Linked DNA regions of Mus musculus: region 1 is linked to region 2. A link is a loop called in an ENCODE intact Hi-C map of the cell type or tissue named here. Cell type or tissue: heart. All regions are shown on one strand. Each heading gives the region's core, and the rest is flanking DNA. Links, peaks and the distances in the headings are about the cores only. Region 1 overlaps Tnrc6b (trinucleotide repeat containing 6b). Region 2 holds the start of Tnrc6b (trinucleotide repeat containing 6b).

Region 1 (15,767 bases), core at 4,111-12,110, 47 kb before region 2:
TCCAGGCTGACCTTGAACTCAGAGATTTGCTTGCCTCAGTCTCCTGGAATTAAAGACATGTACTAGGTCTAACATTTTCATGGCCACTCTGCCTCAAGATCTCTATGTCAAGATCCAGGTCAGAAACCTGTCTTCCAGCCTCAAGATCTGGATCACAGGTGTGCCCTACATATCTGGACTGTAGTTCATTCCAGATGTAATCAAGTTGACAACCAGGAATAGCCATCACATTGGTACGTTGGCTCATGTAATCATGGTATAAATGCAGGAGTATCACTGCAAGTTCAAGGCCAGCCTGGGCTACACAATGAGTTTCAGGATAGCCATGGCTATACAGCAAGACCTTATCTCAAAAAGCAAACAAAAATAGTACTGAGCTGTGTATTTTATACACTTGGCCATATAAATGTCATCTTTTAATCAGGTGGAAAAGGTTTAAAAAAAAAACAAAGAAAGAAAAAGAAAACTCTGAAATGTAATGTTTCTGGGAACTTTTGGCCTAAATTGTTTCCTTAAAGACCTAGTTTCCCACTTAGATCACAAAACTGTCTTCCTAAATGGTATTCTCCAGTTTAAAAACAAAACAAAACAAAACAAAAAAAACAAAAAAACTCTCAATTGTGACCACTGTTTACTACCAGAGAAAAGTCCAGATGAGTGTTTTACTAGTAACCAATACTACAATATCACAATAACACTAAGCAGCAATAACTGAAAACCTCATAAAATCCTTAGTATCAGTCCCAGATCTTCAAGTCCAGCCCTTGTGTTCTAGCTGGCTGGCCCAATAAACTCAAAATTAGACAATATCTTATTTCCTAAATTTCTTTTCCTATTTTTATCCCCCAATTTTCCGTTGTCCATTTTTGCATGCTTCCATGTGCACAGTGAGCACACATGTGTGGTATCTGCATGTGTAGGTATACATGTAATGTGTGTACATTCATATGAAAGCCCAAGGGGATGTCAGGAATCATCCTAGATCACTCTTTACCTTAATCATTGAGGCAGGGTCTCTTCTCAATCAAACCCTGAATCTGTTGATATAATTAGTCTCATTAATCAGCTTTCTATGAGATTCCCCTATTTCTATCTTCCAATGCTGGAATTACAAATGGGCTGCCACACTCATCTGGAACGTATGTGTGTTCTGGAAACCAAACTCCTGTTCTCTTGATTGTGTAGCCACTAAGCCACCATCTCCCTAGCCTTCTATATCTCCTAATTCTTTTTTTGTTTGTTTTTGTTTTTCAAGATAGGGTTTCTCTGTGTAGCCCTGGCTGTCCCAGAACTCATTCTATAGACCAGGCTAGCCCCAAACTTACTAGAGATATGTTTGCCTCTGACCCCAAAGGCATGAGCAACTGCCACCCAGCAATGAATCTTCTAATTCTTATGTAAATAGTATCACAACTCACTAAGACCCCTTAGTAAGAAATCTATACTATACATGAGCTCCTTAATCTCTCTCCCTTAATCTCACATTCAATGAGATTCCAAGTGGAACTTGTACCTGGGGCACTGAGCAGGTGTTAGGCATTGTTAAAGAACTTTAAAAACTGTTAAAATCACTACTGGTGTTGTTGATGAGTTCTTCACGTTCTTATCTTTTGATAAGAACATTCTTGTAAATAAGCACATATGGAGGGAGGCAGTGTGTTGACTCAGCATTGTTGAGCTATTGCACTCTCCCTTGCTGCCCCACCTTCCCTGAGCAAAGGGACTGCCAGTCAAACAGCCAGATGCCCTCTCTTATTCTAGCACCAGCTGTTTTAAACACTCCTCTGACACATTCAGGAAAACACATGATGATCCAGCTGCCTGCTTTCACTCCTGAAAGTACAAGGCCCAGGGAGGAGTGTTTCAAAGTACCAGATGTTTTGCTATTAGAAACCTCCATGAACTTGAGGTGACTCTGCAGCCAGAGAAGGTGCACTTTCCCTATGGCCTACTAGAAGGAATTCTGTGACTGGTCTAGAAAGAGACACTACTGACTAGTGCAAACACAAACCCTCATTTGCACAAGATGTTTGCTATGATTATATAAGCAAGCAGGAATGATTGTAACATTATACTCAATAAATTACTTTCCTCAAGTAATTTTTCTCTGCCTTTTCCAGCTCAGTTGGAAATAAAAGAAACAACAGTGAAGCAGTGGCAGAGGCAGCAGAGAGGTAGCAATAGCAGAACAGCTGGAACACAGAGTTGAGAGGCCACAAGTAGCCAAATAAAAGGCAGAACTGAGCAGTGGGTAGGCTGAGCTGCACACACAGGAACACATGCGCATCCATACGCCACACACATGGACAGAAACAACAGTAAAAGGTAGTCATCATCCCAACAGTGACAGCTGTCTTCATAAATGCACACATAAAAGCAAGACACTGAGTACCTAACACTGTAACCGTTTTCATCCCAGGTCAGGTGGTGGTCAGTAACCCTTGGTGATGCATGACCTGACAGCACCTGCAATGCAATGCAAAGCACGCACGTTGTGGGTCACCAAGCTGCCCTGAAGCTGGGAAATCCATGCACTGCCCCAAACACCTTGTGTTAATGAGACACCTGATTTTGTATTAATTTTTGGTTGATACATGTTTAGAAATCTTTTGTCAAATTTTCATAACCCCACATTCTTCACCTGTCTGAAACAAGTGGCCTATCTCTCCTTTACCTTAGCCGGAAACAGGCAGCGTGGGTTCTGAGGGTTCTTTTTTCTCTTGCACCCAATGCCCATTTTCATTAAGTCTGTCTCTTCAACTAACATAGATTTTGCAATCTTTCTTAATCTAAGATTTATTTTTGGCTTTGTGGTCTCAAATATCTCCCTGTTATTTATTTATTTTTTTAAACTAACCCATCTTTAACCACCTGCAACTCAAATCTCCAGCCTTCCAAGTGTGGTGATTACAGGTGTGCGCCAGTTTTTTAATTGTTTATTTTTATTTCATGTGTATCAGTGTTTTGCCTGCATATGTACGTCTGTATGAGGCTGTCAAAGTTTGGAGTTACAGACAGTTGTAAGTTGCCAATATGGGTGCTGGGATCTGAATCCTGGTCCTCTGGCAGAGCGGCTAGTGTTCGGAGCCACTGAGCCGTCTCTCCAGCCTGCTTTTTTATTTTCTTAAGATTTACTTATTTTTACTTTTACTTTATGTGTATGAGTGTTTTGCCCACATGTAAGTATACTACACGGTGCAGTGCCTGTAGAGGCCAAAAGACGGTGTCGGAGCCTCTGGAGCAGGAGTTAGTCAGCTATAAGCTGCCTCAGTGCTGAAACAAACTGCTTATCCTCTACTAGAGCAGTAAGTGGTCCTAACTGCTGAGTGACCTCTCTAGGCCCCCTGCCTGCTCTTACTGCCCAAATTTTTAAGAGTAAACTACAATCTGTATTTGCGTTTCTCACTTGTAACATGACTGTTTAATTTTGGAACCTGCAATGAAGACTGCCTGCCTGATTAACTGGTTTCTATAAAGCTAGGCAGTGCTCACTCACTCAGCTACAGCCCAGGTCTTACATACACGGTTTTAAATATTGAATAATATCTCCTCCTCAATCCTTATTTCCCTTCCTTTTCTATCCTCCCAATCTGAGTCATCATTTTCTTTATATCAATATTTACTTCAAACAGTGTTATTAGAAAGTAAATAACACATACAGCTGAATCACAGGGAATGGTATAACTCAATTTTCCTTTTTGTAAAGTTTGTCCCCCCTAGAAGCAGCAGAGTAAGCTTGCACGCTGCCACAGTTGCCACACAGAAGCTACATGTCATTCTAAATTCTGCTTGGGGGAACTCTGTTGTTTTTCTAAAATCTTCTGCAATTTTCTATTATGTTTATTTTTCTAAAGCGCAAACCACTAAGTGCAGCTCTCCTCACTGCTGCTTGTACAGGGCAGGCCCCGCAGCCAGGCAGCAGCTCCTTCAGGTGCCAGGCTTTCCCTCTATCATCTTTTCTTTTCTTTACTTTTTTTGGGGGGTGGGGGGGCGGTTTCGAGACAGGGTTTCTCCGTATAGCTCTGGCTGTCCTGGAGCTCACTCTGTAGACCAGGCTGGCCTCAAACTCAGAAATCCACCTGCCTCTGCCTCCCAAGTGCTGGGATTAAAGGTGTGCGGCACCACTGCCTGGCTTCCTCTATGTTCTTGACAATTTCCTCCTCTCTGATTTCTCCTCCTACAAGTCCTGTTATTTAATGTTCAGTCCTGGGGTTGATCCACTAATTTTTTTTTTAATTTATCCATGTGTCTCTCACCAGTATTTTTCACCTTACTTTCTGAGGATTCTCTTAACTTTATCTCCCAACACTTAGAACAAATGACTGCTTTGTACACGGTTCTGAAGAAGGAGTCCAGAACCTGAAGCACACTAGGTAGGTACTCTAGGACTATAGGTGACATCCTTGCCCTCACACCATTAACTGAACACACTGGCACCAAGCCCACTGCTGTGTAACCAGCATACTCTATCACTTCAAAAGAAGTGTGTCACCTGAAATCCAGTGATACTTAAGAACAAGTCCTTATTCCCCACTCTTGGTCGCTGTGCTTTGTCTCTATGACATGACCACTCCAGGTAAGTGAGATGATACACTTCTTTTCCTAATTGCTTATTTCACTTAGCATAGTATTACCAAGCTCATCTATTTTGTAACACGTGTCCAGATTTTCTTCCTTTTTGAGGATGAAACATGTTCCATATATACACATACATACATATACATACACACACACATATATATACACACGTATGTATATATACACATTTTTATCCATTCACCCATTAAGAAACATTTTGATTGCTTTCCACCTTTTAGATCTTGTGAACGATACTTTTACCAACACAAGTAGACAAATATTTGTATCCTTGCTTTCACCTTTCAATAAATTTATATGAAAATGATTACTGTGTGTATATGTGTATGTACTCACTTGCATGTTTAAGTGCATGTGTGTGTGTGTGTGCGTGTGTGTGTGTGCATGTGTATGCATACCATGGTGTATATGTAGAGCTCAGAGGCAGCTCTGCAGAGTCAGTTCTTTGTCTCTACTTGTATGTGGGTTACCAGGCAGGGTGGAAGCACCTTAACCCACTGAGCCATCTTGCAGCCTCCCCAATAAATTTTTATTACTTTTGTTATTCCCTAATCTCTACCAACATTGAACAGAGTAGCCACCACTACCCTTTTGAAATTCTTTTCTGCCTTGTGCTTTCATATAGATTTCCATTTTATTTCCTTTTGTCTCCCTCACTCAATATTGGGGCCTGTGGATTTATTACTTAGAATGCTTTTTTCCAATATTGTTACATGAAAACTTTCTTTCCATCATTTAGACACCCGCTCGGGTACCATCTCTTTGAGCAGAGCTTCCCTGAAGCATCTTCCATATTCAGTCATTCCCTTGAGTAACACAGATCACTCCAGAAGGACCTCTTATTTGTTCATGTGGTTTTCTGTTTGGCTCCGCATCAACAATGCAAATTCCTGACTCAGACACTCTGAATGTCTTCTTCACTGTAAGCCTGGCACAAATAAAATATCTGATAAAGCTAAAGGGATGAATAAGCTTCTTGTTCCTCTGTTCCCTAAGCATGCACTTCTCCCAGCACCTGTCCCTGAACTTCTCTCTCCACATTCTGCCATAGCAATTTACTATAATCTCACAAGTTCATCTATTACATTTCGGTGATTCCAAACACTGTCCTGCATCCTGAACTATCCTGTCAGTCAGTCAGGTATCTTTCTAACCTGGAGGGCAGAGTTAGTGATAAGGATAGTATATAGCATCTCAAACCTTATACAGGAAACAACATTCATTCTCTTCATTTCTAAACTTGATTTTCTCATAGATTCTCCTGCTACTTGAAGGGTTAGGTACAGTGCTATGGGCACAGGCTTTAAGACCCTCATCCTAGCTACAAGGAAGTCAGTCTTCTCCTGACAGGCTTCAGATGAAGATGTAGAACTCTCAGTTCCTCCTGCACCATGCCTGCCTGGATGCTGCCATGTTCCTGCCCTGATGATAATGGACTGAACCTCTGAACCCGTAAGCCAGCCCCAATGAAATGTTGTTCTTATAAGAGTTGCCTTGGTCATTGTGTCTGTTCACAGCAGTAAAACCCTAAGACACACCTATATCACATTTGTGTCTGAGACTGTCTGTGGGAGATTGTCTTGACTGTTAACCGATGCCCACTGTGGGTAGCAGCAATCACTAGGCAGGAGGCCCTAAAAAGAAAGCTGGCTAAGCATAAACTTGCCTGTCAGACAGTAAGCAGCATCCTGCATGGTTCCTGCTCCACTATGCCTTTGAAGTGAGTTCCTTAATGAGAAGCAATGCTATAAGGGATAGCAAGCAGGCCTTCTTTCAAGATCCTGCCTTGACTTCCCTCAATGATGGAAAATGAATTGGAATTGTAAGCCACGACCATGAAAAGAAAAGATCAACCAAACTGAACTGCAGAAATAACATTAGTAACACCAGCTACAACAAATCCTTTCTATTACATCCTCCTTTCTGTTACCTCTTACCATCCAAGCATCCTCCTTCCCACACTTGTCTCAGCTGCTCCCACCCCACTCCTAAACATGTTTGTGTGAGACCCACCATTATTACCTGATTTCAAGAGCCATGAAACCTTGTTATAGTTTGTTAATGCCTCGCTGAGGCAAGAGGACTGTAAATTCAGGGCCTGCCTGGGTAACTGTGAGACTGACTCAAAATAGAAAAGTAGGAAGAAGTCTGATGACATAACTCAGTGGTACAACAGTTGTTTGGAATGCATGAGGTCCAGGCTTCCCATCTTTAGTATAAGAAAATGGAAGAAAATATGATTTACACAAAAGTAGGCAGGAAGTTGAAAATGATTATCACAATTCGTTCTTTATAAGAAACATAAAGGAGGGGGCTGGTGAGATGGCTCAGCGGTTAAGAGCACAGACTATTCTTCCAAAGGTCCTGAGTTCAAATCCCAGCAACCACATGGTGCCTCACAACCATCTGTAATGAGATCTGATGCCCTCTTCTAGAGTGTGTCTGAAGACAGCCACAGTGTACTTAGATAAAATAATAAATAAATCTTTAAAAAAAAGAAAGAAACATAAAGGAGGAGCCAGACTTTAATCCCAGCTGCACCCAGGAAGCAGACACAGGTGTTCAAAGCCAGCCTGGTCTACATAGTGGGTTTCAGGCCAGCAAAGGATATATAATGAAGTCTTTTCTTATAAATAAATAGCCATGCAGTGGTGGCACACCCCTTTAGTTCCAGCAACTGGGAAGAGATGGATCTCTGTAAGTTTGAGGACAGCCTGGTCTACAGAGTGAGTTCCAGGACAGCCAGGGATATGTAGAGAAACCCTGTATTGAAAAACCAAATAGATAAATAAAATAAAAAATAAGTGGAAGGGAGGGGAGGGGAGGACAAAGAAAAAGAAATACCGGGCTGGTAAGATGACTCAGCTAGTAAAGAAATTTTCCACCTAGCCTGATGGTCTGAGTTCCATCCCTGGAACCTGTATGATTAAAGGAGAAAGAGGACTCTGTCAAGTTGTCCTCTGACCTCCACAAATATGCTTTTGGTGTGTGTGTGGGGGGAATACATAGGTACACACACATCAGGAGACTACCCCAGAAAGGTGGTGGGTTCCCCTCCTCATGCCTCCCATTAGAACCTACACTGAAAGCTCAAGACCCAAAGGAAATGGATGTGCAGGGTTGGGTTGGCTCTGTTACTCTTCCTCCTTCTCTGATTTTCTGGAACAGAGTCTGACAGTGTTACCCAGGCTGACCTTGAATTTATAATTCTCCTGTCTCAGCCTGAGTATTATGGTTATGTGCTACCATGTGGAATTCAGATTCTCTTTCTTTGGAAACCTCAAGGTCATACAAATATTTTAGTTTATCTCCTCCAACAAGGCTAATCAGAGAAAACTGTAAAGCAAAATGAGGATTTCATTTCCTTTTCCATAATCTGGAAACTCTGCAGTCTAAAATAATCCAGTCTCTTGACACCATCTTGTTCATTCTGGCATCTAGCATTCTACTTGCTGTGTAGGAGATTAAAGACAGCCTTGAGTATTTTGCCAAACTTCTCACTGACAGGTAGTAATGTTGCCTTTGCCCTTTAAATCTGGAGTCCTTCTGTGACTTGGTTTAAGCTGACAGAACATGGAGGACTTCTGAGGCTGGGCCTTAAGATATCTGTGGCTTCTGCATTCTTGGAACATACCCTGGTGGATCCCAGCCACCTTAAGGCAAATAGAAAGGTCACATGAAGATGCACCTCAATGCTTAGTCAACAGCCTCAAGCTGAGCTCCCAGCTGGCAGCTGACAACTGGCTGCCAGCCATAGGTTGAGTTGTCTGGACATTTCTGGACAACTGGGCATCCAGCTGATTGCAGAGCCAGCCAATACAATATTGGAGCGAAAGAACTGCCCTACTGAGCTCAGCCAACTACCACCAAGTCATTAACGACAGCACAAGGCTGGTGTGAGAACTTAATATATGTAAAAAAAAAACTGCATTTTTTTTTTTTTGGAGCAAATTAAGAGTTACAAGAAAATTGCAAAGATGGGCTTTTCTAAACATACCCTGAACCCAGTCTATGCTCATTATTACCCTGATCCTAACCTGGCCCATTTGTCACAATTAAAGAACCATAATGACACATTATCATTTACTGAAGTGTGTATTCCACTGAGATCTCATTAGTATTTACACATGTCCCTAGATCCCACTTAGGATAGCACACTGCATGCAGTCATTGTGTCTCCTTAGGCTCCTCTCGGCTGTTTCTCAGACCTTTTCATTTTTCTTGATACCTGCAGTCAGGAATTTTGTAGAATGCCCTCACAATGGGATCACTGCTGTATTTTTCTGAGTAGAGTAGGACAGTGGGCATAAGAAAGAAGTGCTACTTCACACTATATCAACGGCACATAATGGAAACATGGCAGCACTGATAATGTTGAACTTGATCCTCTGGCTGACCCTTGCCAGGTTTTTCTACTATGTGAAGCCACGATAAAGGAATGGGAAGTTACTAGATGCATCCTTCAGAGTGGAGTATCCACACAGGTTCTTCTACTTATCACACTGCTCAGTCTCTACCCACCTCCACACAATCGGGTAAACCAGAAACCTAATATTCTTCCTTCAAAGCTCGGTCCACGCGTTCCCTCTTCACTGTGAAGCTTCCTCTAAGGAAGAGTACAATGCTTTAAGGTAGATACGCATTTAATGACAGTACCACAGACTACATCTGACTCTCAGGTAGACTCAAGTCCCCAGTGTGCAAACACTATGCCTCACTTGCTACACCTATAGCTAGGACACCGTGAATCCTAAGTACCCAATAAGTGCTTATAAACCTAATTAACTAGATGCCTATAGAAGTAAACCATTTTTGATAATATCTCAATAAAAGAAAGAAAGGATAACACCAAACAGCTAAGATCTAAACTATGTCAGTGAATGTACAACAGTGCTAATCCTCTGTTAATACACAACTCCACTCTGCTGTAGCAAGGCAAGGCACCAGAAAAGAAGATCATTACATCCAATGAGAGCCACTGTGACAGATAAAACGTGTTTCAGGTCAACAGGCACATAAATGTCAAATGAAGTAGGTCACATGAGCCTCTAAGGGGATGAGGAATGAAGTGCATACCTCCTACCTTCAGGATGTGCCAATAAAACCTTACAGTACACAATTCTCATGCTTAACCTCTGCAAATGTGGAACAAAGACCGACTCGTGGTGACTGTGTTGAATGTATTCAGTGTTCTTTCTTATATACAGTGGGGAAATTAACTAAGAAATGGTCCTTGGTAAAAAATAAGGAATAGCACTGTGCCTCTGAAAGAAATATTTAGGGGACTTCTAGAGTTTTGCAATGATAACTCTGTTGATGTGTATATCTTTAGTATTTATAATATGTACTTCCCTACAAGCAAATACACTAAATTTCTGAGACTCACTGGCCATATAAAATTGCATTCCAGTGACCATTCAGGGTGAAGCTAGGCAACAGTCCTAAACTAATGTGAAACTAACATTCTTGTTTCCACTTAAAACACTAGTACACCAATCACCAAAAGAAAAGAAAACAAAAATCACAATATAATAAACAACTCTGTGTCAGCACCTGGACAGTTCCTGGCACACAACAATGATCAATAAATATTTGCTGAATTGATAGAGAGAGAGAGAGAAGAGGAAAGAAAAAGGCAAAAGTAAAACTAAGCAAGGAACCCAGGCACTCTGGGTGGCGCTCTGGAGGCAGAGGCGGGTGGATCTCTGAGTTCAAGGCCAGCCTGGTCAACAGACAGTACCTGGACAGTCAGGGCTACACAGAGAAACCCTGTCTCAAAAAACCAACAGGAAAGGAAGGGTAATAATAGAGTGGGTGAGACAAGTCAAACGTGCTTTTTGTATAAACTTGATGACTTGAGTTGAAGCCCCAGGAACCCATAAAAAAGCGGACTACATAAAGTTGTGTTCTGACCTCCACAGGTATAATGTGTGGCATGTGTGTCCACACATCATCAATAATAAGAATAGTTTTAAAAGTCAAAAAGTAGTAAGAAAGCAACAATGGAAAGTACATATTTATATAATTTTAGAATTATCTATCATTTACCTACTGTGGATTTTGGAAGTTACTGCCTGCTTCATCTCTTTCTGGCAGAGAAAAAAATTAGAATCTACAGTTCCCAACTCTGGACAAACACATCATCTCTAATCCTCTCCGAACGTGAGCATTTCTCTCCAGGAAAAAGCACAGAGATTCCCTTCATGAGGAACATCATGCTCCAAGAAGCTGCCCTTCCCCAGGGCACCCTGAAGCATCTTTGTTTTCTATTTAACGTTCTCTCAGTATCCTGTAAATGTAATAACCAGCATTCTTATTTTTAATATTTTTAGGTCTGCTCCACAGTTTCATCTCTAAACCTTTCCCTTCAAGAGGAAATCTTGTTATTCATGTTCTCGATGATTCAGCCCACTGTCTAGATCAGTGACTCCATCTTTAAGATGATACAAAGAGAAGCTGACTCACTCTCTGTCCTCTAACTTCTTCCTCCCTGGCCCTTGGGAACAGGAGCTGGCCTGAGCTCAGACCCCACGACTCACTGGTTCCTAGCTTCCATCAACCTTGTAAATCCGTTTTATATTTCAACTCCGACCCTTCCACTCATTCTTTTCTTTTCTCAAGCAATCATGGTCTTCTCTAGTCTTAAAAAAAAGAATGTGTTTGAGCTGGTTGGCAGTGGGAGTGCACGTCTTTAATCCCGGCACTCGGGAGGCAGAAGCAGGCAGTCTGAGTTTGAGACCAACCTGGTCTATAGAGCAAGTTCCAGGGCAGCCAGGACGACTTAAGGAGACCCTGTCTCAAGAAACAGAAACAGGAGCTGGAGAAATGGTTCAGCGGTTAGAAGCACTGGATGTTCCACTAGAGTTCCATTCCTAGCACCCACACGCAGCGTACAACTGTCTGTGACTGCAGTTCCAGGAGATCCATGGCAACAGGCACACACATGGTGTACATGTATATGAATGAAGGCACAATACTCATACAAATAAAATAAACCTTTTTTTTAAAAAAAAGAAACAAAAACGTACAAAGCTTTTAAAATGTTTTATTAGAGGAATTGTTATATATGTAGAAAATAAATGTGAATGAACCTCTCCACAGCCATCTCCAGGCTTCAACACTTGTCCAGAATCTGTTCTTTTTGTCTCATCTATACCTCAACTCGTCCATCCCCGTATTCAATGACTATTACTTCACAAACTAGTGGATACAATTGATCTGTGTCTATTTATAATTTTTATTATTATAAATTACAGCATCCTATCAAACACAGAGCATTTGCAGCAAAGCCATCTCTCACAGGTTTTCTCGTGCCCTGTCACTTTAGTAAGTCATTTGCTGATGTTTTAATAGATGGGTTCTTGTGAGGCTGGCCTCAAACTTCTGGATGCAAGTTATCAGCCCCTTCAGTGCTAAGCTTACAGGCAGGGACTGGACTGCAGGCATCGTCCACAGTGATGTTCCCACCACTATTTTTGTTTGTGCCCTGAGACAAGGTCTTGCTATGTAGCTGAGATTGATACGGACTTTCTATATAGTCCAGGCTAGCTCAAACTTGCAATGCTACCTCAGCCTCCTAAGGATGATGGAATTACGGGTGTAAACCACCAGACTAGCTTTATTACTTCTTTAAAAAATTATAAATATATATCAATTTGTAGGGTGCTTGCCCAGCATGAAGGAAGCTCTCAGTTTGATCTCCAGTACCACCTAAACCCAATGTATCCATAATTCCAGCACATCACTGGTTTGGAGAAAGAATTGTGTGTGTCCCTTGTATTTGCATGGCAAGGACTTTGCCAGCTGAGCCATCTCCCTCTTTCTGGAAACTCTCCTGTAGATTTGTGATGTAAAGGACCTTAAGCCCTCCTAAGATGAAACCAGTTAACTTTAAAACACTGCAAATCTGCCTTTCCTTTGTCTCCAGCACTGTCACAGGAACAAGGGCTTCCCTCTCACCTGACAGCTACCACGCAGGGCTCCAATCCCTCTCCTACCTCTCCCCAGCAGTCTCCAGAGGGTAAAGCTGATGGCTCAAACACTCATTTATTTTGTTCTTCCCAGAGGAAACAGCTGTAAATGGCTGCCCAGTCCAGAGAACAGGTCCACACGTGGCCTTTGAGGAGCACAGGCTCTACGCCCTTTTCTAATCTGCTATCACACTGGGCCACCTGGGCACCTGATCATTCCTGGAACAGGCGGGGCTCTTCAGCCCTCTCTTCTGTCTAGAACACTGCCTTCCTCACTTTTCACGTGGCTGGCCTCCTAGTCCTTTAGCTAGTATCTGTCTCAGAGGCCGTCCTCCACCGTCCCGGCTCTTCTTCCTAGTCACTTTTTACTCTCTGTATTATTTTCTGTTCTTCATAGTCCTCACGGTGGTTTATAATTAGTACCTTGACATTTATTTGTCTCTCTTTAAAATGTGACCATCCTGAGAATAACTACTCTCTGTTATATCACCTTACAACATACAAATAAGAATTATTTATTGTCGACTGGAAAGATGGCTCAGTCACTAAGAGCACTCACTGCTCTTGCAGAGAACTCAGGATTGGTTCCCAGCACTGACACGGTGGTTCACAACCATATCTAACTCCAGTTCCGGGGGGTTCCACACCCTCTCCTGACATGCTTAGGTTCCATGTACACTAGGGGTGCACATATACACATGCAGGCAAAACATTAAAAAGTTATTATTAAAAAAGGAAATAGACTTAGCTCAAAACCACATTATACAGAGTATGTTCAACTTATCCTCCAAGCCTTCTATTCACAGATATCCAAAATTAAGGTAAGATAGTACTGTGATAACGTTTTACATTAACAAAAATCATTACAAATACAAGATTTTATATAAAAAAAAATCAAGACAGGGAGATAATATTTTTAATTAAAAAGACTGATGACAATGAAGTTAAAGTCCAATTTCTCTTTTTGTTAATTTGAGGCAAGGACTTGCTAGGTAGGCTTGGATGAATTGCTATTCATTTGATAGCCCAGGCTGGCCTCAAATTCAAGGCAATTCTCCTGTCTCAGTGTCTCAAGTAGATTAAAAGCATGTGCTGCTGTTCTCTAGCTGTATTCTCTCATTTTAAATCTGATTTTGAACTATTATGTCATTAAATAACTAAAAACCAAGAAAGCCAATGTTTCCTTCCATCCCACAAAGCAAAATTTGCATTCTATATTTCTGGTTAGTTTCAAACTTTCATAAGTATATGCAATTTTCACAGTATAATTTACACTACAATGCTGGTATTCTAAGGAGGAATCACCATTACCCAGTCGCTTCGGAGGCCGAGGCTTTAGGATCATGAATTCAAGACTTGCTGCCAAGTCAGTCCATGCACACAGCCTAGGCAACTTAGCCAGAGCCGGACTCAAAATACAAATTTAAAAAGGGATAAGAGTATAGCTCAGAAGTAGAGAATTTATCTAGCATAAGCTAGACCTTGGGTTTAATCCACGGACACACACACACACACACACACACACACTTCAGTAAAACTTACTTTTAAGTTATCATGTAGCATGATGAAGAAGAAAACTGAGAAGATAGACCTCATCAGTCTAGTTTCTAAATTTACCTACACCAGAACACGCGCTCAGTCCATCCACAGCCACTGCCGCTCAGCGTCTACTCCAGCTGCTGCTCTGCCGAGCAGTGTACTGACCTGGGAGCTGCTTTCTTCCTCTACTTCTCCCTCATTGGTTTGCATGGGAACAGACTCTGTGCAAAACTCTGCAGACACACACAAACGCTGCCTGGGAAGTAAAAGGAGAAAACACGGGTAAGAACGTCAAGGCAAAAGTTTGCTTTTTCAAATACTTAGATAAGAATCTGTCATGGATATCCAATGATTTTAACTAGGTGGACCTCTCAGTGTGTATGTGTATATCGTAAGGCATCTGAGAAGAGGAAAAAGAGGGAGAGGGGAGCAGGAAGCTTCCCCATCTTAGAGGGCAGCTGGGAAGGTTCAAGGCACTGGAGTATTAAATAGTTTTACACTTCTAGACCCATTTGTTTGCTTTTGGCAAAGGTGATAATGGAACTCTTCAATGACTCTTACAGTAGACACCTGCCAAAAAGGATGCCACAGTGAGTTTCCCTTGGAATTGACTGCATTTCTTGGATTATAACCATGTTTAACATCCTTGGCTTTTGTAACTGGTTGTCTGAATAGGTATGGTCCCCATAGACTTCATGTATTTGAATGCCTGGTCCATAGGGACTGGCACTATTAGGAGATGTGGCCTTGTTAGAGGAAATATGTCACTGTGGAGGTGGGGCTTTGAGGACTTAAATGCTCAAGCTACCCCCAGTGTGAAACATGTCCAGTCTTCTCACTGTCTTCAGATCAAAACATAGAACTCCTGGCTCCTCCAGCAGCATGTCTGCCTATGTGCTACCATACTTCCTGCCATGATGACAATGAACTCAACCTCTCAACTGTAACTCAGCCCCAATGAAATGTTTTCTTTTATAAGAGTTGCCTTGGTCATAGTATCTCTTCACATCAATAAAACCAAAACAAAGACAGTAACTTTAATTATGAAGTATACTTTTTTTTTAAGATTTATTTATTTATTATATGTAAGTACACTGTAGCTGTCTTCAGACACTCCAGAAGAGGGCGTCAGATCTTGTTACAGATGGTTGTGAGCCACCATGTGGTTGCTGGGATTTGAACTCCGGACCTTCGGAAGAGCAGTCGGGTGCTCTTACCCACTGAGCCATCTCACCAGCCCAAAGTATACTTTTTAAGGAAAATATGCCTAAGAAACTAAATGTCATCTCATTTATTTCATACAAATTGACTTTCTATAGACTAGTACAATAAAAGTAGCAATGTCTCCTCTAATAATAAGACCCGAGACCAGTGACACTGCTTCCAAGCCTGACACCTAAGATCAATTCTTGGAACCCACACAATGGAAGGACAATTCTCCAAAATTGTGCTCTGACCTCCATACACATATCATGTAGTATGTGCACACAATCTATCAATAAATGTGAAAAAATATTTAAAGAGTATGCATCAAGAAATCTATTAAAATGTCATATATTAAGAAGGCTGGAGGTGCCAGGTATGGTGGCGCACATCTTTAATCCTAGCACTTAGAAGGTAAAGACAGGAGAATTTTGGCTTGCATGATGACTTCCAGGCCAC
Region 2 (15,767 bases), core at 2,459-10,458:
GGAGTAGAATCAGACTTGAAAAATAAAAAATAAAAGTGTCATTCTTTGTAAATTGTATGTGTGTGTGTGTGTTTCTAGACAGGATTTTTCTGTGTATTGCTGGCTGTTAAGGAACTCACTCTGTAGACCATACTGACCTCAAACTAAGAGATCTACTTGTCTCTGCCTCTCAAGTGCTGGGATTACAGGCTGTGGCTCCACCACCCAGTCTATATTTTTTAAAAAAGGTTTTATTGTATTTATTATGTTAGGTGCCAGTATGGAGGGCAACCTGTGGGAGTCACTTTTCTCTGTCAGCGACGTGGGACCCAGAGACTGCCTGAGATCGTCAGGCTTGGCAGCAAGTGACTTTACCTACCAGTTGTGCTGACCCAATATTTATATTTAAAATATAAATATCTGCAGGGGCTGGAGAGATGGATTTGTGAATAAAACCATGGGTTGCTCTTCTAGAGAACCTGTGTTTGGTTTCCAGAATCCACATAGCACAGCTCACAACATCTATAACTCTAGTCCCGGGAAGATCAGATTCTGGCCTCCATGGGCACAGCCTGTATGTGGCACACCGACAAACATGCAGTCACTCACAAATACAGAAAAAAATGTATCTTTTAAATATAGGTAGATAGATAGTAAAAAATAGAGTAAAATGTACATATAAAGTATATATAGTAAAATGTCACTAGAACCAGTAAATGAAATTAACAAAGTTTGCCTAGTTCAATATACTCTCGTTATATCAATTTAAAAACAAACCAACAAGTCAGACTGGAGAAATAACTCAGCAGTTAAGTACCCATAATGCTCTTGCAGAGAAGCAGGCTTGGCTCCGAGTATTCACTGGAGCAACTCATAGCTGCCTATTAGCTGCCTAAAGCTTCAGCTCCAGAGGATCTAACACTTTCTGCTGATCTTCACCAGGCATTCCATTCATGTACACACACACACACACACACACACACACACACACACACTTAAAAAATAAAGTATTTTTGAAAGCCTCTGGAACTGGGTGTGATTTCCATGTCTTTAATCCCAGCACTTGGAAGCACAAGGCAGGCAGATCTCTGTGAGTTTGAGGCCAGCCTGGAAAGTTCCAGGACAGCCAGAGTTACAAAGAGAAACTGTCTCAAAAAACAGAAGAAGGAAGAAGGAGGAGGGGGAGGAAATAGGGAGAAGGAAGAGGAGAAAAAGAAGAAAAGAAGAAAGGGAAAAGGAGGAGGAAGAGGAGGGGGAAGAAAGGAAGGAGGAAGAGGATAAAAAAGGAGGAGGGGAAAAGGCCACCAGCCCCTCTGGATACAGCTTGATATTGAGTCATTGACCAGCAAGTGGTAGACCTTGGGTTCAATCCTCTGTACCACATAAAAAATTAGAATTCAAATATTCAATTTTGAGCAAAACTGTTTTGCCACATGCTAGTTTCTTTTTTCACTATTCTTTGGAGTATGTGAACTGTCTTCTCATCTTGACATTGAACAGGCTCTTCATACTGGCCGAATGTAGTGACCTCAATATATAGTATCTATCATTTTTGTATTCTTTTATAAAATTATATTTTTGCACATTTAATAATAATAGTAATAATAATAATAATCAATAGTAATAATAAACTGCACCTATTATTTTGCCTAAAAGAGCACCTCTGGATGCACAATGTGGAGGGCCTTTGGCTAAGAAATATTTCAAGGAAGATAATGTTTACAGAAACCTTTGTGTATGTGTATATATGTTTGCACTAAGCCACATGTGCCAAAGAGTAACACTAGGTGTCTTACTCCATTGCTTTCCACTGTCCTTTCTGAGACATGGTCTCTCATTGAACCTGGGGCTGTTGTGTCTCCTAGACTGGTTGGTTGGTAAGCCCCAGGGCCTGCCTATCTCTGATCCTATTCCTGGAGTTACAGACATGCACTGCACATCTCAACTCAGGTCCCCAGGCTTGCAGAGCAAGCACTTTACCCACTAAGTCACTGTCTCTTTAGCCCAGGAAATTCTGACAGTAAGAGAAAAAAATAAACTGGTAGGCAGATGCAGAGAGAATATTTTACATAAATCAAACCTTCAAAAAAAGAGAGAGCCGAAAGGAAAAAAAATCATATGGAAAATGAAGTAAAGATTGTACCAGATAAGTCAGGGATAAAAAACTGGGAATGGGAGTTGGTAGATTTGGAAAAGTAAAGGCACCTGGCTCAGACAAGAATTAATTTCCTAGAATAAGGAAGCATGTGGTTTTCAATGAGGGAAAAGAAAACAATGGGTAGGAAATGTTTTCTGAGCAAAGAGAAATGGGACAACTGGCAGACAGCTACTTCAACAATCTATAGACACAGCCTGAGGATGACTTCAAATCAGGCTGGTGGCTTGGAAACAGAAGCCAGAAGTCCACAAAGCTGCAAGAGTACGGAGTGCACAATCTGAGCCACCTTTGAGGCCGAGGCAGGAAGACCTCAAGTTCAAAGCCAACCTGGTCAACACAGCGAAACCCAGTCTCAAACAAGCAAGCCAACAAACAAAAACCAAAGCAGAACAAACACAAAACCAGCTCGAAGCCACAGCAAAAATAACTAAAGGACAGGACACCATTTCAAGATCAGTATCAGCAGATTTCAGGATCCAGGTAGAGAGAAGTGACTGGTGAGGGTATCCAAGAAAGTCGACAATTTGCAAGCAAGTAAGGCAGAGTAGGCTCCAGCCTCTGGGGTCGCTTTTCTAAGAAGCAACCTGAATGAGTCCTCAGCCTCAAGGATGGGGAGGTTAAGGGCAAACAAGAAAGTGTCGTCCACACTCCTCAGTGCAGCAAAGAAGCGGAGTGCATCAGCTTCCAAAGCAAACAGGGCATCAGCACAGGCCCTGGCACACAGTGCTGCGGCAGAGTCACAAGCCATGCAGGGAGCACAGGGTCCCCTGTTTAAACATTTCAAGCCAGCCCTCGCTGGTTTAAAATGTGATGCCTTTCACATTTTCATTCTAGTTTTGTTTTTGTTAGTCTTACAAAGAGCCTTTCACTGTGATTTGGAGAGAGGTAAAGGGGGGAGGAGAGGGAGGGAGTGGGGAAAGAGTATTTTCTGTTGTGTGTGTGTGTGTGTGTGTGTGTGTGTGTGTGTGTGTGTACTTCCCCTTGGCCGGCCAGCCAGCCATGTAAATCAGGAGCATGGAGAGTGCATAGCCCCCTCTCTGTGGAGACTTGTGTCTCCCAGCTCCCCACACTGGTTAATTGCGATAATGAATGTGCTGGGGGTTTTGTTTTTTAAAGGAACTATGCCAAAATGCAAATAAATCATCATAAATGTTAAGCATATTGTTGTAAAAATACAACATTTTTGGAGTAAAACATGATAAAGTAGATGGTGAACAAGTATTTTAAAGTCAGTAGTTCACAGTTCATCTACTCAGAGACTTATATATTAGGACAGAGACATACCCCTGGGTAAAAAAATCCCGTGAAAAGACTGTCACTGAGCCTGATGCACCATCAACACGGCTTGTGCAGGAGAGCGACAATTCTTTCAGAGCAGTAGTCTCTGTTCTTATCTGGATTTCTTCCTCCAGACCAGAACTCTGTACCTAGCAACTGCTTTAGACATTTCTCCTGCTCTACTGTGAATGTTAGCAAGACAGACCCACTTTCTACTTTGAACGTTAGTGGTGTGTGCACGTGACCTCTTTGATGTGCCTATGGAAACCAAAGGTCAACTATGGGTGTCTTCCTCTATCATACTCCACCTCATTTTGAGACACAGTCTCTCACTTTTTTGTTCACTGCCTGGCAGTGAGGCCTAGGATCCTCCGGCTTCCTCCTCCCCATCTGAGTTAAAGGAGCATGCTGCCATGCCTGTCTCCTACCTGGGTGCTGGTGATATGAACTCAGGTCCTTATAACTGCACAGCAAGAATGTTATCAATTGAGCCATCTTCTTAGCTTTGAGTTCCCAGATTGCATATTATATTTTTAAAAAATAAGATACTCCAGAACTGTGTTACAGAATAAACCACACTCATTGTACCTATCTAGCATCTCTTCAGTCCTTTTCAATCTGGGACAATAAGTAAGTACCCAGACCACACACACATTTACCTAATACCAGTCACATAGCATCATATGAGTGAATCAGTACCACCAGTGTTTAATAACCTACCGTTCTGAAAATAATTCTTATCCCACAAATGCTAAGATTGTACATGTGTGTACCACATCCCACACCATGGTTGTTCCTTTAAAAAGTTTAGTGATTATAGAAAGAAGCAAAATACGGCATGGCCAGGGAAGGAGTGATACAGGAAAGGAAGGCAGTCTATAGTACTACAGTCTGAATCCTGAGGACTGTCTCTAACACAGAATGCTTTTTGTCTTGGTTTGGTTTGTTCTCCAAGGCCGGGTTTCTCTGTGTAGCTCTAGCTGTCCTGGAACTTGCTTTGTAGACCAGACTGGCCAGGAACACAGAGGTCCCCTGCCTCTGCCTCCTGAGTGCTGGGATCAAAGATGTGTGCCTCCATGCCCAGCTCACAACGCTATGAATAGGTGTGGAAGTAAACTAGGTCATGGGGAATGTTCCCTGGAAGGGTACACTATGGTACTGGCCCCTTTTCTTCCTTACTTTCTGCTTCTCACTTGGTGAAGTCTTCCTCTATCATATAAACCCTCCATTATGTGCATTCTTGCCTCAGACCAAAAGCATCAAGCCAACAGATCATGGACCCAAACCACCCAAACTATGAGACTGTGAGATAAAACACATTCTAGTTTGCTTCAGTGTTAAACATCTAACTCAGGACTTCACAAATGCTAGGTAAGTGTCCTCTAGTTCAACCCTTTCTTCTTTCCTTTTATTTCCTTTCCTTTCCTTTTCTTTTTTTAGGTTGATTTATCTCAAGTCTGTTACAGTAATTTAAAGCAGACTAACACAGAAGAGGACAGAAAGGAAAGAGCTATTGAAATTACAGAGGAGTAGTTGACAGAAAGCAGGCTGACTTTCCACTGTCAACTCCCTTTCTCCACCTCTGCCTGAGAATCAAATCAAACTCACACTGGCTTGGGAGATGAAGGAACTACGCAAAGCCTGCCAAGCTCTAGGAATCATCTTCTCCGAGACATGTGCCCAGAGGCCCTTCTGGGCAGTCCCTCCTGTTCCACCTTTCTCCTTTTCACTGCTCAGTCTCTGGCCCTTCAGAGATGGCATCAGCACTCACTCAGGTGACCTAGAGGTCACTTGTGCTGCACAGCTCTCACAGATAAGCTGGCGTGAGTCATCACTTTCTAATTCCACCTGACAGCTTTTGCACAGTTTACAGGTACTCGTCTCCAACAAGTGCATTAGCCAGAAGAGACGAGCTCCACTCTGGCTTGTGATGACTGGCTTCCCTGGAGAGGACTTCAGAATGACTTTAAGTGTTCTAATATTTGGGAGGAGGGGGCTGGAGAGATGGACTGGCAGTTTAGAGCACTTGCTGCTCCTGTGAAGGACCTAAGTTCAGTTCCCAGCACCCACATCAGGTGGTTTTAACAGGTTTAACAGTTGCCTTTAACTCCAGTTTCAAGGGATCTAACGCCTCTTCTGGCCTCCATGGGTACCAACACTCACATGTATATACATACTCAGACATAAAAGTTGATTCAGGGTAAGGCTAATTGGTAGATGCTTGCTTTGCATGTACAACATGCTGGGTTTGATCCCAGCATTAAAGAAGTAATGAAAGGACTGAAGAGATGGTTCATCAGTTGAAAGCACTTGTTGTTTTTGCAAAGGACTTGGATTCAGTTCCCAGAACCTGCATAGTGGCTCATTAACACCCATGACTTGAGTTCCAGGAGGTCTGATACCTTTGCTGACCACCATGAGTATCAGGAAGAGATGTGTGCACAAACAAACATGGAGGCAAAACATTCATACACATAAATAAATCTTTAAATTTTTATTTTAAAAGTAGTAATAATAAAAGAACTTGGGACCTAGGCATGGTGGCCCATGTCCATAATCCCAGCATTTAGAAGGCCAAAGCAAGATTAGCAGTTTGAAGCCAGCTTGTGCTATGTAGTCAAACCCTGCTCAAAAACAAAGAGGAGTTAGAGATGTCTCAACAGTTGAAGGTCCTTGCTGCCAAACTTCATCTCTGGGACCCACATGGTGGAAGAGAAACCAACTCCTGTAGCTTGTTCTGACTCCATATGCATTCAATATGAAAAGAGGTAAATAAAAATAATGACAATGTTGACTGAATGAAAGAGAAAAGAAAGAAGGAAGGAAGGAAGGACAGAAGGAAGGAGAGAGGGAGAAAGGGAAGGAGGATAGATCTATTTAATGTGGAAAGTCCCTCCAGTTGCCTGGAAGCAGTAGAAACCAGCTGAGTTCCCTAGAAGAGGTTTCAACAGTCACTTAGATAGGACATTCTCCAACCTGTACAACCGCCTGCAGGTTGCAGTGTGTGCCAGGTTTCCAGCTTTTGTGAGCTGTCACCCATGCTGGGGTGAGCCTTGGTATTGCAGCTGTACTTTCGTCATTTGTGCTCCCATAAAACCAATAAAACTCACTGGCTCACCAAGTTAGATTTGGGTGGTATCCATACATTGATCTGTGGTGGGATCTTTATCTGGGGTTGAGTAGATATGTGTTACATCCCCCCAGGAAAAGTCCTGTCACAAGCATGCACTCCTATTCCTAAGTAAATTGTTTACTTAGTAAAAGTACTTGTTTTACTAAGTAAATGTTTTCTATTGAGGTAAAACACATAACAGACTAGATCTGTAGGGCTTTTTGTTTTTGATCTTGTTTATGTTTGTTTGTTTTGTTTTGTTTTGTTTTGCTTTTCGAGACAGGGTTTCTCTGTATAGCCCTGGCTGTCCTGGAACTCACTTTGTAGACCAGGCTGGCCTTGATTCTTTAGCTGGTACAAAAATAAAAGAAGGCATTATAAAACTAAGTAATGTGGTTACTGGTTTTGGTTTTGAAGTAGGATCCCCATGTTTCCTAGGCTAATCTAGGATGACCTTGAGATTTAACCTCTCTGCCTCTATCCCAGCACCCTGCAGCCCCACTGCCTCTACCCCAGCACCCTGCAGCCCCACTGCCTCTACCCCAGCACCCTGCAGCCCCACTGCCTCTGCCTTAAGAGTGCTGAGATTAATGATGTGGAGCGCCATGCCAGGATGCATGGGATTACAAATATAAACCACTACCACATATGGGTCTTAATGTTCTTTATTTTGTGAGTTTGTTTGTGTAGGTTTGTACACATGTATGCATTGCCCACAGAGGCCAGAAGGTCTTGTTTGAGCCTATGAAACTGGTGTTAAAGACTGCTGTGAGCCACTATGTAGGTGCTGGAAATTAAACCCAGGCTCTTTAGGAGAGTAACCACTGCACCACCTCTCCACTCCCCACACTTAGTTTAAGAAAGTGCTAAGGATCAAATCCAGGGCTTTGTGTATGCTAGACAAGCACCAACTAAGCTATGTACAGCTGCAGAACTAAGTAATTTGTCTGAGGCATTCACTGGAATTCTGATTGCCTAAAATATGGCAGGCATAGTACAGTGTGTACTTGGAAATGCAGGGATAAATAGTCTTGGTTTTCGGAAGCTTAAACTCTGGGCTAGTGAGTGGGGTCTGTGGGTAAAGCGCTTGCTGTATAAGCGTGGACAAATGAGCTCAATCCCTAGAAGCGACATAAAGGTGGAAGAGAAGAACCAATTCTACATCTACAAGGTCTTCCTCGGACCTCCATGCACACGTTACAGCAAAGGCACATTCACAAACATGCAGGAAGCATTTTTTTAAAATTTATTTAAAGCTTACAATTTAGTAAGACAGACAGACCTAGAAACCTAGAAACATAATATATGTTAAGGTATAAACAAGTAAAGTTATCAAGGAACAGTGAGAAATGAAGTCTTCCTAGGAAGAATGAATCACTTCACCTCTCTGTGAAAAGGGCTTTAAAAACTTCTTTCACTGTAGTTTTTGAATTCTCAGTCATTTCTGTGCCTGGAACACAGCTGGCACGAAAGCAAGTATCAGCAACACAAACAAACTGAGGGCTTCTGGCTCCTGGCTCCTGGTTCTGACTTTGCATCTTGGCTGTGGCTCTGCACAGGCATGTGCATGGGTGCCAATACTCAGGGAGCTGCACTGGAGCCCTGTTTCTGAAGCTGCTTTCACAGCCAGTTTACAGACCACAAGGAAACCAAGTCTCAGGAAAGTTAAACATCTTTTTTGGGATGGTGGCTGAGACAAGGTCTCATTGTATAGGCCCAGAGCAACTTGCAACCCTCCTGCCTCTCCCTCAGAGTACTAGGATTACAGATGTGGATCACCATGCCAGGATGCAAATAAAAATTACTACTGCTTTTTTATTGTTTATTTATTTATTAATACATTTGTTTGTTTGTTCATTTTGAGACAGGGTCTCACTATGCAGCTTTGGCTGGACTTGAACTTGCTTTGTAGACCAAGCTGGCCTAGAACTCAGAGATCCTCCTGTCTCTGCCTCACGAGTGCTGGGATTAAAGACATGGACCACCAAACTTTATATGGACACTTGCAAACTTTATATCTGATCCAACCTGAAAACTGTAACATCTAAGCAGTTATTTGTTTTTGCATTTTTTATTTTGTGTGAGGGGACTGTGTATGCATGTGGTATATATGTGTAGTATGTGCGTGCACGCGCCAAAGGCCACTATCAGGCCTCTCTTGCCTGCCCCCATTCTTTTTCTGACAGGGTCTCCACTGAGGCTCACTGGCTCGGCTAAGCTGGCTGTTGGCCAGTGAGTTTCAGCAAAGCTTCTTCTCAGCTCCCCTCCGAGGCTGGGGTTACAGCCTGCACAGCCAAGCTCAATTGTTTACATGAGTTCTAGATCCAAAGTCAGGCCCTCATGCTTATAAAGGTTCCTTACTAAATGAGTCATCGCCCAGCCCTGCACAGTTGCTTGCTTGCTTTTTGAGACTGGGTTTCTCTTTGTAGCCCTGGCTGTCCTGGAACTCACTTTGTAGACCAGGCTGGCCTCGAACTCACAGAGATTCGACTGCCTGTCTCCCAAATTCTGGGTTTAAAGTTATGTACCACTAATGCCTGGCTATCACAGCTTTTTAAATTTTTAACCTTTTTTTTTTTTTTTTTTTTTTTTGAGATAAAAGTCTCAATGTATAGTCCAGATATCCTAGAACTCACTACATAGATCAGGCTGGCTTCAAATTCATAGATCTGTTTGCCTCTGTCTCCTGGGTGCTAGGATTAAAGGCATCTGTCACCATGCCCAGTATGAACAGTTTTGTTTTAAGAAGCAAATCTACTCCAAATATACAAGTTACATACACTAAATATCCTTAGCTTTCTGAACATCAGTTAATACCTCAATAAAGGGGAAAAACATAAATGTACACTCAAAAAAGGAGGAATATAAAAATATGCTGGAGAGCTAGAGATTTAGCCTAATGGCAAAATGTCCGTGCTCAGCATTTACAAAGCCCCTGATTCAATCAATCCTTAGCACTGAACCAAAAGCCTCTCACAGTTTATGATCCTCTGTCTTCAAAGGACAGAGTGTTAACTACTATCTAACTAGAAATATTTAAATAGTACATGTGGGCTAGGCACGGTGGTACACACCTTTAATCACAGCACTCAAGAGGCAGTGGTAGGTGGGTCTTTGGATTTGAGGCCAACATGGTCTACAAAGTGAGTTCAAACACAGCCAGGAAAGTCTACACAGAGAAACCCTGTCTTGAAAACAACAAAACACACAAAAATCAGCATACAGATCTATAGATTTCCTAGCACAAGCCAGGTCAGGAGCAAAAATGAGGAAGGCAAAGCTCTGTTCTCAGAGCATCCAAGGAGGAAGATGTCAATACACACAGTCCAGGACAACCAAGCTGTTACTCGGCAGGCACACGCTGACAAGAAGAGGGAGGCTATGTACTACTGTCACTGGCTCTAATTCATCAGATAACCATTAGTCAGTGCTTGTGCCTTATCACCCGTGATTACAACACAAATTGACTGTAAACTGTTACAATATAAAATAATATGAGAAGAAATGACATTAAATCTGATACAGTGTCCTGTTACTTGTACTCCTAGCTAGTCAGCAGACTAAGGATGAAGAATCACTTGAACCCAGATATTCCAGGCCAGCCTGGACAACAAAGGAGAATGCATCTTTAATAAAAACAATAAGAATGGTAAAAATCTCCAGAGAAGTGGCTGGAGAGATGGCTAAGAGATTAAGAGCACTTTGCAGCCTCCCCAGTACTCAGATGCCAGCACCCACACGGATGGTTCACAACCACCTCTGCCTAGCTTCTGGGACTCTAATGTGCTCTCTCTCTCTTCTGGTCTCTGTTGCAACATATGTACACACACACACACACACACACACATACAGAGAAATACACAGTTCCAGAGATGATAAGAATTAAAGATTAGAGCTCTCAGTTTCCCTTGTGTTTCCCTCAAAGAGATTGAGCATGTTTGGATTATAAAGATGTTTCTAGGTGAGAGAAACTGAGTTGTACAAAGGACAGTGGCTGGAATTACCTAGGTCTGGTCCTTCCACTAAGCTGAAGACACACTTAAGATCTGTTCTGTCCAATATAAGGTGCCACAAACAACACATGGCTATAGAACATTTGAAAACTGCTTTGTATGGCTTGAGACGTTTCAAGTGAAAAATACATTCTAGATTTGAAAAACTTAACATGAAAAAAAGACTTTTAAAATACCCTACTAGTACTTTTGTTTTGTTTTGTTACTGATAACATATTTAAATACTAATGTTTTGAATATATTGAAGTAAGTAAAATGTTACAAAAATCAATTTCACCCTTTCTTTTTACTTTTTAATGTGTCTACTAGAAATTTTTAAATTACATATGTGGTTCACGTTTGTGGCTTGCTTTCTATTTCTACTGGGCAGTACCAGTGCAAAGATCTGTAAATAACAGGCAAAGGCGCTTAAACTCTTTAGGCAATCAAACGCCATTGAGGATTTCCAACCTAAGTGTTTGTGGTAGATTTGGGAAGGAGCACAAAACATAAAGCAATCTTTCAGGAAGATTAGTGTGGGGGCAATGTGTAGGGGTGAAACACTAGAGGCAGTTGTCAATGTCAAAGGCAGCAAATGTCAAAGGGCAAGCCGGCTGCTGGGCTGGAACCTATACAAGGTCTCTAGAATCAACATGCTGCAGAGAGGAGAGAGAAATCAAGAGCAGCTGAGACAGAGAAGAGTAACAGGTGCAACGCTAGGCCAGCCTGCACAACCCAACCAGGGTGTAATGCGTTCAGTCCAAAGCTCCACACAGTGATTTCAGACCTATCTTTATGTGGAAAGCTCTCTTAAGAGTGGCATCAAATCTCAGACACTCTCGGGAGGGAGGGAGGCAGCCAAGGCTACAAGAAATTTAAAAATAACAATAAATACTAAGAGTAAAAGTCAAATTCATAACATAGTCAACAAATATTTTCCAGGAGTCTGCTGTATACCTGACACTTGAACAGGCTCTGGCATTCATGGCGAACAAAACAGACATGGCCCTGAATCACAGGCTGATAACTACAAAAATAAAAAGGAGCTCTAAGAGACCTGAGTGGGAATAAGGAACGAGTGGACAGAGACAGAAAGGAAAAGTCTTCAGAAGCTGGACGCTGTGGCTTACTCCTATAATCCTAGCATTCAAGAGGCTAAGGCAGGCCAAGAGTTCAAGTCCAGCCTGGGCAACATAATGAACTCCAGGGTATCCTGGTCCAGAGTGAGATCTCAAAACAAAACAAAACAACACCCCAAAAGGGAGAAGGTGATGGACTGACTCTTTTGAGGTGGCAAAGATCTGTAATTCCTCCACTGGGGAAGTCAAGACACAAGGATCACGAGTATGAGACCAGGTGGGCCACATAACAAGACCTAAGGAAGAAAGAAATGTAAAAATTCAAACAAAAACAGAGCTTTGCAGTACTATGTACAATGAGTATGTCAATTAAAAAAAAACAAAGATTGGACGTATTTTATTAAAGGTGCTTAGTTCTAAAACAAGAATAGTCTCGATTTAACATTTCAGTCTTAAGCCGGGTTCAGGCAGTGAAGTCAGTGGATTCTCCTTTCCTCCCTTTCTCTGCTTCTCGGTGGTCTTTATGCGTCTCTCCCTCTGGATGATTCAGTAGGTGAAAATAAGACAAAACACCAAAGACAAAACACCAAAGAGACCTGAGATTAAACCTAGCTGCATGGCTCTTGGGAGCCCTGTCCTCATCCCTCCCACAATGACAGTTTCTGCCCTACAGGCTTCAAGCAAGGATTTAAAAATCTACAGAGAGGAAGACATACACAGCGTAAGCATACAATGAACAGTAGCCAGTACTAACAGGGAGCAAAAGTATTGTTTTGATTCTAAAACATTTTAAAAACCCTGTCTCATAAGACAAAAATAAAAACCAAAAACCATTTAAGAGTTTCTGTTTGGCCAGGCATGGTGGCGCACGCCTTTAATCCCAGCACTCGGGAGGCAGAGGCAGGCGGGTTTCTGAGTTCGAGGCCAGCCTGGTCTACAAAGTGAGTTCCAGGACAGCCAGGGCTATACAGAGAAACCCTGTCTCGAAAAACAAAAAACAACAACAAAAAAAGAGTTTCTGTTTGTAGGGAAGATTTCAAGGATATGATGGGTTAAAAGAGCCATGTAGCATGGACAGTTTATTTTGTTTTGTTTTCTTTACTCCTTTAAGTACTATCAGAAACTACATACTCAGACAATCAAGTTTAAGACAAGCCCTTAAAAACAGTGAAGAACAAGCTGAGCCTCTTTAATTCAGCATTCAGGAAAGAGGCAGGTGGTGGATCTCTGTAAGTTCCAGACCAGCCTGGTCTACAAAGCAGTTCGAGGCCAGCGGAGGCTACATGATGAGACCTTGTCTCAAAAACAAAACAAAACAAAACAAAACACACAGAGGCATGCATCCCAAGTGGGACAAACCAGTCTAATCTGTATTCTGGATACTGGTTATCCAGTATATGCCTACCTGTAGAGACTACTACTACACTGATATCCCTCCCACTTACTACATCGATACTCATGCTATACAAGTGTCTCCATGCTCTGCTCTTTAAGGAGCGTTCAAAACCCACGGCGAACACATAGTTTTAAAGTCAAGAACTGAAATCTCCCACAAGCGAAGAGAAACATTTCACAAAAGGCTAGGATGTGTGATTTTTGTACAGCTTACTGCTATGTTTAACTGTGAAGGAGGTACAAATGATGTTTTTATTCACGGAGTCTTGGTTGGTACTCTTTATTCAGAATCCAAGCAGCCCAAAGACACAGGAGAAAGCTTGAAGCTCAAAGTCTCAGACGGGTGACCTGCGTCCAAGACTAAGGATGGATGAGACGGCTGCTGTTCTTGGGTGTCGTGATAGCCACTGTAGTGAATTTCACTGGACCAGATATTTATTTAGCCATCATGGACTAACAAATCCGTTAGTTTGGAATTAAAGGGCACCTTACCAGCATTAGGTAGCAAACCCTTCCCAAGGCTCTTTCCAAATCTGTCATCCCTCCGCCCCTCGCCCCTCGTCTGTTTCCTCATCCAAAGTGAGCATCGCCTCGCCACAGCACCCCACCCCCGACCGCACGCAGCTCTCGCGGGATGCCCGTGGAACCTCGCTATCGGGGTCCAGCACATAAGCCTGCACGCCCGCCGCGCGGGGACACCGGATGCTCGCGCCCCACCGCCTGGCATTTGCAGCTCAGAGGGCCCTAGGCGACACGAAGCGCTCGGACAGCCACCGGCCCACCCGGAAGCCCTTTCCTCCGCTCACACCTGCAGGCGCGTGACGCCGGTCTGTCCCGGCCCCAATACTTGGGGACACCAAGGCCCTCGCGACCGACGTGACCGCGCGTCCCTCACACACCCCTCCCCCGCCTCACGTCTGCACATTGCGATCCCACAGCGCGCCCCGGGCAAGCGCCCCGGCCCGCCGCGGCCCACTCGGGTCGCGCGCGCTCTCTCCACCCGCCCCCCCCAACCCGCCCCTCCCGCCCGGCTCGCTCCCGTCGCGCGCGCGCGCGCGCGAGGACACGCACACGCTGCACCTCAGCGGGCCGTGCCGCGCGCCCCCGAGGGCGTCCTCAGTCGCCCACCCTGGGTCGCCCCGCTCCGCTCCGCCTGGCGGCTCCCGAGAAAGGAGCAGGCCCGCGCGGCCCACGATCCTCACTCACCGCTGAGCCGCGCCGGCTCCGAGTGCGCGGCGTTCCGCTGTGGAGCCCAGCGGTGACCGCGGTCTCCGCTCCTCCGCAAGCTGTGGAGGCGTCGTCGCGGGGAGGCTGAGAGGCGAGGGGGGTCACGGTCGCTCGCTTCACCTTGCCGAAGCTCGGGGACCCCAGAAACTAAAAACAAAATAAACAAACTTTCCCCTCCGCCTCCCTCCCCCAAAACCACAACACAAACACTCTGGCGCCCGCCCACAGCCCCACTCCATTGGCCGCAGGCAGGATGCCTCTAGCTTTCACTGGTTAGCTTTCGTGCCCGTCAAGCCGCTGGTCCTCCTCCCTTAAGTCCTCGCCGCTGCCGTCTCCCCTCATTGGCTAAGTGCTTCCCGTTTGCCGAGCTGGGATTGGCTGAGCGGCCTGCGCCAATCATGAGGGGACACACCCCCTCAGCATCCCAGAGGCCGCTTCCTCGGTCGCGGACCCAGAGAGACGAAGGGGAAACTAGAGCATGATGGCGGCCGAGATCACCTAGCGCAGTCATCTCTTCCCCCTTTTTTAGCTCACTAATGCCTCTCTCAGGGGCTGTTTCCCCCAAGCTCCTTTCACCATTCGAGACTGCACTAATAACGGAATCTATACGTGCAGGCTCCTTGATTTATCCCCTCCGAATTGCTGAGTGTGGGTTGGTTGTGCGTCATTGGACTGTCAGGGTGTCGCTCCCAAGTCACATCCTTAAGCTATTGGTGGATCAGCCAGAAAGCGGCCAACAACAAGGGCCCATGCCATTGGTTTGATTCCACTGTTTCCCCCACCCCCCTACCCCGGCCTCTTATTGGGCACTTCCGTGTTGTCCGTCAGATCCGGATTCTCCACACTACGTTTTGGCTGAGGAGCGGGGCATCTTTAGTCATTGAAAGTTGACAGTGATAACTACTATCATTTATTGTATTTTATTCCAAATACGGTCCCCAATTCTTTACAGAAACTATTCTGATTAAACAGTAATTTTACAGGAAGCAAAGCCAAAAGAGGTTAAGAGACTTATCCAAGGTCACCCATTTAGAAAGAAGTTTTGGGACATAAGGTGGTTTCTAGGCCTGTCTGACTCGTTTCTATACATGCCTTAGTATCTCTGAATAGTATCCGTCCGTCAACCCAGTATCTTAAAACTGTTTCCTTCAGAACCTAAATTACTCAGTTTCTGGCAATTAGAAACCTTGTCATTAACATTATTGGAGACTAACTTTAGAAAGATTGTCATCATATCCTCCTAGGCACCATTCTTCCCTGTTCTAAGTTAAACAGTATATTTTTCCTGACAAGAAGCACGTATAAAATCTATATTCTGTTTCTTTGTCTTTGTAAATGGTCATTTTTTTACCATACTTATGTGCCCAAGCAACACTCATACACACCTCTGACCATCTTTAGCTTGTTCCTTTGAAAGAATAAAGAATTCGAAATTAGGAGAAATTAAGTCTAGAGTGAGATAAAGAATCCATCCCTTTAGAAATAATTGATTGCATGCAAATGGAACAGTCCTCTGCCTCCAGGAAAGCTTCCAGAGCCGCTGATGT

What was found. Peaks named below come from ENCODE experiments on the same cell type or tissue, not always from the same donor. Only the 100,000 strongest peaks of a DNase experiment are listed, where the experiment ranks them.
Region 1: it touches region 2 in a loop (2.6-fold over the local background); 6 of 42 quality-filtered maps call a loop at or near these places.

The regions. Positions count from the first base shown.
Region 1 is chr15:80,758,134-80,773,900 of GRCm38, reverse strand. Tnrc6b (trinucleotide repeat containing 6b) reads right to left here. Exons shown (of 25, transcript NM_144812.3): 3 at 14,271-14,361. The coding sequence starts at 14,315. Among named protein-coding and RNA genes, the nearest start is that of Tnrc6b, 55 kb to the right of the region's middle. In heart, for the core only: no CTCF peak of the experiment used is centred there; a DNase peak (open chromatin) is centred at 8,340; H3K27ac peaks cover 749 bases.
Region 2 is chr15:80,709,921-80,725,687 of GRCm38, reverse strand. Tnrc6b (trinucleotide repeat containing 6b) reads right to left here and starts at 14,375. Exons shown (of 25, transcript NM_144812.3): 1 at 14,200-14,375. In heart, for the core only: a CTCF peak has its summit at 6,425; DNase peaks (open chromatin) are centred at 8,067 and 8,757.